Linked DNA regions of Mus musculus: region 2 is linked to region 1. The links are chromatin contacts, found by Hi-C or POLR2A ChIA-PET in ENCODE. All regions are on one chromosome and are shown on one strand. Each heading gives the region's core, a stretch centred on a gene start or an enhancer-like site at or near the end of the contact. The rest is flanking DNA. Distances are from core to core; before and after follow the strand shown.

Evidence for each region. Hi-C counts contacts between places; a loop is a spot of excess contacts on that map. ChIA-PET counts read pairs that join two places held with the same protein, here RNA polymerase II (POLR2A).
Region 2: a map of heart shows a loop between it and region 1 (2.1-fold over the local background). The contact joins the promoter of Nop58 here to the promoter of Bmpr2 in region 1. A Hi-C loop is called at or near these places in 1 of 37 maps with a recorded cell type or tissue (heart). POLR2A ChIA-PET finds 5 or more read pairs at or near these places in 3 of 5 experiments (Patski and embryonic stem cell).

The regions. Positions count from the first base shown.
Region 1 is chr1:59,761,921-59,766,099 of GRCm38, reverse strand. Bmpr2 (bone morphogenetic protein receptor, type II (serine/threonine kinase)) reads right to left here and starts at 1,821. Exons shown (of 13, transcript NM_007561.4): 1 at 1,372-1,821. The coding sequence starts at 1,447.
Region 2 is chr1:59,683,276-59,687,454 of GRCm38, reverse strand. It overlaps Nop58 (NOP58 ribonucleoprotein), which reads right to left and starts at 2,449. Exons shown (of 15, transcript NM_018868.2): 1 at 2,229-2,449. The coding sequence starts at 2,273.

The DNA.
Region 1 (4,179 bases), core at 572-3,071:
TTGGAGGAAATGTGTTCAGTTTTGCTTCAAAGATAATTGAAACAATCGAAAATATTAAAATATCAAGTTTCAATATGTAATCAAATCATATTTCCCATGATTTTTAACAATACATAGATTCATTATTAAAACTCTAAATATAATGGTGCTTGAGAAATGGCTTTGCCATTAAAGACTACACTCATAACTAAAAATATGAAATACTACATATTAATCAATATAGACAATAGTATCAAATTCACAAAAGGGAACTTCAAATTTTCTTTCAGTATTTTCCCAGAACAGACATCTAAAATGTAAATTAAACAAGTAATCTCTGTGTCTAATACAGCAATGAAGAATTCACTGAATGTGAAAATTACTTTTTAAAAAATTGTAAAACCATTACTTTGTGTACTCAATTTTAAATGCATACTTCATGTGACTATTTAAGAATTCATTCCTGAAATTTTCTAAAAGCAAATCACAGAAGACTGTTGCTTGAAAATAACTGCAATGAGAATATGAGTTGTTTTTTTCTCAAGGCGATTGAGAAGTAAAGAGGAAATGGCCAAAGGAAAGGGGAGTAGCATTTCCTTTCACACGTTAGGAAAATGTCAAAGAACTTTCAGGAGTCAAATCTCCTCGAAGTCTGATGTGAGGTCAAAATTGTCTCAATGACAGGAAAACCAACAGACGCCAGATGACTAATAGAAAAGTTATCAAAAACACTTCTGTGCCCAACAGTAATTCCAAAGGGATACAAAGTTAAGAATATCCAGGATAAAGAGACAGAGAATAGTTAAGATTCTTGGGAGCAAAACAATATTAATGATGACATCAACTGTGTTAGTATACACTGTTATCAAGATTCTCACACAGTGACTTCCTCAACGTTTACTCTATTCATCAGGTAACATTTTTTTTCAGGTAACATTTTTAAATAACGAAAAGTAATGTGGATTCCCAAAGAGTGATCTAAATGTAAAAATAAGGTTCAATCAAGTGTGTGTCTAGTTGTTCTTTTTATTGTAAACCAAATCTGCTTCTTTCCATCAAAGTAAAAAAACCACCTTTATCTCCAAAAATCTAATAGACAGTTCACTAGTGATTAAAATATTATTTTTAATCCTTGCATTACCTCACAGCTAAAAATGTCAAGATACCACACCCAATATGTCTTTTTCCCCCCGTGGGGGAGGGGTCAGGGAATACGGGAGTAGGGACGGGAAACAACACGCAAACACCGAAGGTGATTTCCCTGGCTGGCTCCTCCACCCGGATCCGAGAGCACACGTTGCGAGGGGAGAGCACAGGGCTCGGCCTCTGCAGGCTCTCTCCCTCGCCACCCACTGGAGTAGGAGCTGGGACATACCACCTAGGGCTACTCACCAGCCGTAGTGCTGACCAGCAGGACGGCCCATAGCAGCCAGGGCACCCGAAAGGGCCGATGCAGCGAGGAAGTCATCCCTGGGCCAGCAAAGAAGCAGGAGGGCAAAGAAAAGAAATCTGGAAAGTAAATTCGGGCGGAGAAATCCGGCTAGGAGGCTGCTCTTCGTCTGATTTATCCTGCCCGGATTACAATGCAGTTTGAAAGGACAAATGGCAGATGCGAGGACCTAGCTAGTAGAGCTCTCATTCCACTGCAGAATTTCCCTTCATTTCGCTCCCTCGTGGCTGGGGGGCTTCATTCGCCTAGGACGGGGTGTCTCGGCTCCCCAAATTGAAGGCATGTCCATGGGGAAGACGCAGGGAGCCCAGAAGAAACCCCTGCAATTATTTCCCTCGTAGTTTCACGATATCAAAAAAATACCCAGATCTGGGAGAAAACATATCCAGAGTGCCGGGGGGGGGGGGGGGGGGAGGGCGGGGACTCGATGGGAGCACTGAGGATCAGAACAAGTTCCCGACCGCCGGGAAGGGCGAAGCGGGGCAGGCAGCGGCGCCCGGCCGCCGGAGTAGCATCGCTCCGTACTCCGAGGACAGTGGGGTTCCTTTTAAAGTTTCGCTTCGTTGCTTCCTTCACTCGGATTTCGACATCAACAAATCCTTCCCACCGACTGGGTCGAAAAAGGTGCCTGCTTCCATGGGCGAGTCCACAGCTTCCTCGGAACAATCGCGCGAGGGTCGCTCAGGCCGGGCCTCGGGGCGCGGGGGAGGGGAGGGTCGCGGCGACGCGGCGAGCCCGGGCGAGCGACACGCGGGGAGGTGCGGGGCTGGCCCTTCGAGGGCGCTCCGCCCGCGGCCTCGCTCTCGGCTACTCCAGCCCCTCGCTCTTGCCTGAAGTAAATTCCACCATGAAAACCGGGTCTCCTCCCGTCGATGGCTTGCGGGAGCGAATCACAGCCCCTCTGGAGAAAGCCGCCGCCGCCGCCGCCGCCTCGTTCTCCGCAGCTCTGGGCTCCGGGCGGAGCTCGGGCGTCGCGGGCCGAGGGCGGGGGGCGGCGGGAAGACGGACGTAGGTGGCCGAGGAAGGGGGTGGGCAGCTGAGCTTGCGAAACACCCCGAGCCCCTCCGGGAAGCACCTCCAGCGGTTCCAAGCAGACCAGACACAAAGGGGGGAGTCGCCGCAGCTGCCAGTCTGAGGCGCTCCCGGTCACCGGAGTCGCCCCGCCCCCGCCGCCGCCTCCTCTCAGTCTCCGGCTCTCCAGCCGACCCCTGTCTGTCTCGGGCCTGTGGTGCAGCGCGGGCGGCGGCGGCGGCGGCGGCGGCGGCGCCACTGAGCCGCACTGCGCCTGCGCGCCCGCGGCCCCGCCCGGCCCCGCCCCTCACTCCCAGGCTTGCTGGAGAGTGAGGCCCTCGCGCGGCGTCTCTCGCCTGGGCGCCCAGTGCAGGGAAGGGTTGTCGTGGGCTGCGGGTGGGCAGCCTAGGTCCCTTTCCTCACACAGGCGAACGCTCCGCACGTGGACGCCGTGCGATCTGTTCAAGCGTGTAAGGGAGGGCGGCCACAATCTTTTGTTTAACGTAGGTTAAAGGCTACCCGGGAAGGTGGGCGAGAAGCCTCGAAGGCACGCCGTCGTTGTTGGTGGCGGCGGGCGCATCCTCCTCGGTTTCCCTGAGAATCCCGACCGAGCCGCCTTTCCCAGGAGCCGAGACCCGGGCCTCGTCGGGTCCCCCTCCCGTCGCGGCCCAAACAAAAGCCTCCTGCCTCAGTCATGAAGACCGCGAAGCTGACGTGTGTGCGCTAGTCTGGGTCGGGCTTTCCTCGAACAGCCATCCCCGGGGCCCTCTTGGATGACAAGGCTGCTGAGCAATTGCGAGCACGCGAGACCGGAGAGAAAACTTAAGATCGCACACGCCGGCCTGCTGTGCGTGCGCGTCTCCTGCTCCGCCCGCACCTCTCCTGGGGAGGGTTTTATTCACAAAGGCCCGAGGGTCTTTGCAGGGCCTGTTAAAGGAGAACTGCGACGCAGTGTAGTTGCTTCTAGGTATGGAGTGTGGTCCTAGCTCCTCACTCATCGAATAGAGACAGTCCCGCCAGCACTGCAGTTTCCTAACCACTTTAAACCTCTTTAAAAAAAAAATCTCAATTTGGCTTGATTCAGGCAACCAGGATAGGGAAGGGATCCCCTACAGGGTCAGCCGACTTGGGTGGGATTTTTGCTAGGGGAGAGGGGAGAAGATGACGTGCTTGGCGCCATGATCGGAAGTCTGGGTTTAATTCTTTAACTGCGAGGTGGAAAATTTGCGTGGGAGGGCGATCTTAAGAGGTGAAGTCTAGCCCTCCCTTCTTCTAGTAGGCAGAAAGGTTGTTCTGAAGGCTGGTTTTGCCGGTCTTTCATTGTGGCTAAGGGCAGTTCCAGGATACCTTCATAAACACACTCCTCAAGCCTTACTGTTCGCTTGCTTATTCAAGCCTCCTTTTATCTCTGTATCTGAACGTGATGTTAATAAATCACATTCCTTAAACTGGTTTCTGTTATCATAGTAAATATCTGCTATAATTAAGAGTTGTAATATCTGCCCAGGGCCCTTTTTTAGCTGAAATACTTTTATACTGTTTATCCTTCAGGCAGATATATATGTGTGTGTGTGTGTGTGTGTGTGTGTGTATATATATATATATATATACATATACATATATACATATACATATATATATATATAATACATTTTGAAAAATAAGGAGCATATGCATTAACTCTTTAGCTTGAATACCATATTTTGTTTTGCCTAAAAGGCCTAAAAGGCCTAAAATAA
Region 2 (4,179 bases), core at 1,200-3,699, 79 kb after region 1:
GGCTTTCTCTCAAAATCTAATTTATATTCTAGCATTTTGAAAGATCATGGAAAAAGAAGGCAGCAACTAGTATTATCTAATTTTTGGAGGGATTCACAAAAAAAAAATTCTTCACCTACAGAAAGTATACAATTCCCTTCTCACAAACTGCAATCACTAGCACTAGGTCTAGAACATGCCTATTTCTAGGTAAGGGATTGCTAAATACCAAATAATTATAAACTGAAAACTTCACCATAATACTCAAAACTTTCCAATAGAGTAGTAACACAGCATATTTATCACAAAAAATCACTGAATACTACATGTAATATGACCTAATAAGTAAATAAATAGAATGTTTAGCACATAGCATACTTACTCTACCTCATTGTTCCCCACAGCTCAATAGCATCTCATTGTAGGAAGATGCCACTGTTAGACCAACTCTGTACTAATAAACTTGTAAGCTATTTCTTATACTGAGAAATAGCTCAGTGACTAAAAGCACCAACTGCTCTTCCAGAGACCTGGGTTCAAATCTCAGCACCCCCATGGCAGCTCACAATTATCTGTAACTCCAAGGTCTGACAGCTCAGAGACACATGCAGGAAAAACACCAATGCACATAAAATAAGAAAAAGCAAACAACAAAAAGACCAAAAACCTTTCCGTATTTAAATAAGGGACACTCAAGTTAATAGAAGCCATCTAGACTTCTCCCCTAACTTTCATGCTGGTAATTATGAACTCCCTGGTTTACACAATTACATCAGGATAGCTCATGAGCAAGCCTCACATAGACCAAACTGGAAATGGTGAATACCATGTCCCCAACAACTCCATGTCTTACTTAAAACAAAAACCCCCTTCAATCCTACTGCTTGCAGTCCAAATTTCTGTATTCAAGCAGACTCACTGAATAATTTTAAAAAAAGGACATGACAGTCCTAGGCACGAGAGGTTTCATTATAGATACCAGGGGAAGAATACAGCCAGAGGCATCTAGAAGTGTCCTGAAAGCAGGGACATGAAAGAAGAGAGCAACAGAAAACAGAAGACCAAGAGAAAGCTGTATAGCTGGCTTGGTTATACAGGAATCAATGAAGCTGGGGAAAGGGTTCCAGCTCAGTTTCTGGGCTGAAGAATGTACAGCCCAGTCAGCCTTGCCATGATAATAAGCACCTCAGCATTTGTCCTGAGACCTAACAACATTCATGTTGTCTACATTAAAGCACAGTATACCTTCCTCCTCCTCCTGTTATCATCACATAGTAAAATAATCTTTAAAGAAAACAAACTATAGCTGGGCGGTGGTGGCCCACGCCTTTAATCCCAGCACTTGGGAGGCTGAGGCAGGCGGATTTCTGGGTTCGAGGCCAGCCTGGTCTAAAGAGTGAGTTCCAGGACAGCCAGAACTACACAGAGAACAACTGTCTTGGAAAAACAAAGCCACTCACTACTCAAAACCTTCCAATCATGCCTGGAAGGACCCTGATCTTGGACCCCAGCTTTAATCTAGTTAAATATAAATGAAATGTTAGGGGCCAGCCAAGCCTACATAGGGAAAGCCTGCCTCAAAAGTAAATAGAGTCTGGCGGTGATGATGCACACCTTTAATCCCAGTACTCAGGACGCAGAGGTAGGTGGATCTCTGAGTTCAAGGCTAGCCAGGTCTACAGAGGGAATTCCTGGAAAGCCTGAGCAGCACAGTGAAACCCTATCTGGAAAAGCCCAAAATAAATATCTGAGGCTGGAGCGATAACTCGGCGGTTAAGAGCACTGACTGCTCCTCCAGAAGTCCTAGTTCAAATCCCAGCAACCACATGGTGGCTCACAACCATCTGTAATGGGATCTGTAGCCCTCTTCTGGTGTGTCTGTTGACAGCTATAGGGTACTCATATACATAAATTAGATAAACATTAAACCGATCTTGGATTGGAGGTGTAACTAGGTGACAGGGCGCTGATCTAACATGTACAAAGCCTCAGGTGATTAAATGAACGCTTTATTGTCACTTGTAAAAAAGGGTCCTGCCCATTTTTTAAACTGAGTAAAGCAGAGGTCGCCCTAAATTCGGAGAAGCCACGTGTTCACCTGAACCAGCGGGCTCTTGATTTTTCACATCTTTTCGGAGCCCGGGGACTTGAAGACACTAAAATGTGTTCCGTTGTTCGTCTCTCCTTAAATCTTACCCAGCTCTCTGTCCCACATAAGCCTCTTAGCTCAACAACTCCATCTCACCTACCTTAAAGATGGCGTAGCCAACGGACGTTTCAAACAGGACCAACATGATGAGACCAGGTCAGGGCGGCGCTACGCGGCTAGCCGCGAGCCCTTACGCCACTGCAAATGACTACCTTTCAGTCGCTGAAGACCCGCTAGGCCTTGGACGCGGGGGAGCGCAAACGCCGTCGCCTCCCCGCGGACGAACAGACCACGTTGCTCAGCCGCTCCACACCTCTCCTCGTGGAGCAGCAAATATGCGAGTCTCCTTCTCTAAGAATTCTGGGAAGTAACGTCACTTCTGGTCGCTCAATGCCGCAGAGCGTGAGATCATTTCCGGGTTTTTCCCGCCCACAGTAGAATCCGGAAAGAGACGGCCTTAAAATATCGCGAGACTTTTTTTTTTTTTTTTTTTTTAAGTTTTGGACTGTGGCTGGAAGCTGTCAGTTTATTAGGTCATGTAAAGAAGAAAAAGTTCTGTGTACATTATATTTTGTATTATATATAATATATAAATTACATGTGTATAATTTACAGCACACAAAACGATTTACAACACATTATGCTATGCCCCGCCCCGCCATGTAAAGGACATTTTATTTTAAAACAACACAGAACACTTTTTCTTGATGAGGACGTGCACTCGGGTCCCATCAGTGAGTTCCACGGGATCTGACCTGGAACCGGAGTTGTAGGCAATTGTAAGCCGTCACGTTGGTGCTGGGAACCCAACCAGGTCCTCTGCAAGGGAAGCAAACTTTTATAACCAGCAACATTTCCTGGTGGTTCTTCTCTGGTCAAACAGGTTTTTAGCAAAGATTTCTTTTATAGCTATAAATATAGATATTTTCGGAGGCGGGAAGGGTTGTGTTTAAAATGATTCCAAGGTATGAATTTATGTATGTCTCAATGTAATTTCTTTTATGGAAACTTTCAGCCTCAGTGGCTGGATTTACTTTAAAACAAAGTCTTATGTATCTTAGACTAGCCTCAAACTCAGTAGGAAGTAGAGAATGACCTTGCTCAAAAACAATTTGTTTGTTTGAGACAAGGTCTCCATGTAGCCTTGTAACTATCTCTTGTAACTAGGTAGACCAGAGAAGTTTGAGTCATAGAGGTCCTCCCACCCCCACCTCCACAGTAGTGAGGTTACAGGCATATGCCACCACACCAACTTTATTGGTGCTGGGGATGGAACCAAAGGTTGGGTTCCATACATGGTAGGCAAGCACTCTACTAACTGAGCCATATCCCTAGCCTTGCTTTGGCTTTTTGAAAAAGGACCTCAGTATCTAGACCAGGTTGGCCTTGAATCATTGTCCTCCTGCCTCAGCCTTCAGAGTGCTAAGATTAGATATATCTGTGTGGCTATGTACTTTCAATGACAAGATTTAAATACCCCAGTTCTTCACAAATCTAGCTTCCAATAGCTGTAGAACGTTCCTAGTTGCCTAGTTCTAAACATTAATTTTGGATCTACAGAAAACTGTGGAAGATTAACCAACTTGACGTTCTGTAACACTTTTACAGTATGAATGAAGAGGAAAGAGTATCCTTGTTTGGACAGCAGAAAAGATGGACATATGGGGAATACAAGGGGATTCCTAGGGCTGCAGGCAAGAGCAGAATTGATTATAGCTACAGTTACATTTACCATATTTAGGGAGACAAGAGAAAGCAATAGAAGAAGAGAACAACAGTACAATGGGGCAGAGATAGCACCATAATAGCTTGATTTGGGAAAAGAACATAGAGCCAGATGGATGAGCCAGAAGCACATGTCTCTTCATATATTTAACTCCAACTATTTAATGTCTTGTGTACTTAATACAAATATCATTTCCTGGAGAGTTCTACCTGCAGTTCATGCTTAACAGTGTCCAGGTACCTTTGTGTTGGATCTGATTAGGTAATTCTTATGATTTAAATTAAGGAGTGCCTTCAGGAAGGAAAATTCTTTTCCTTCCATCTAA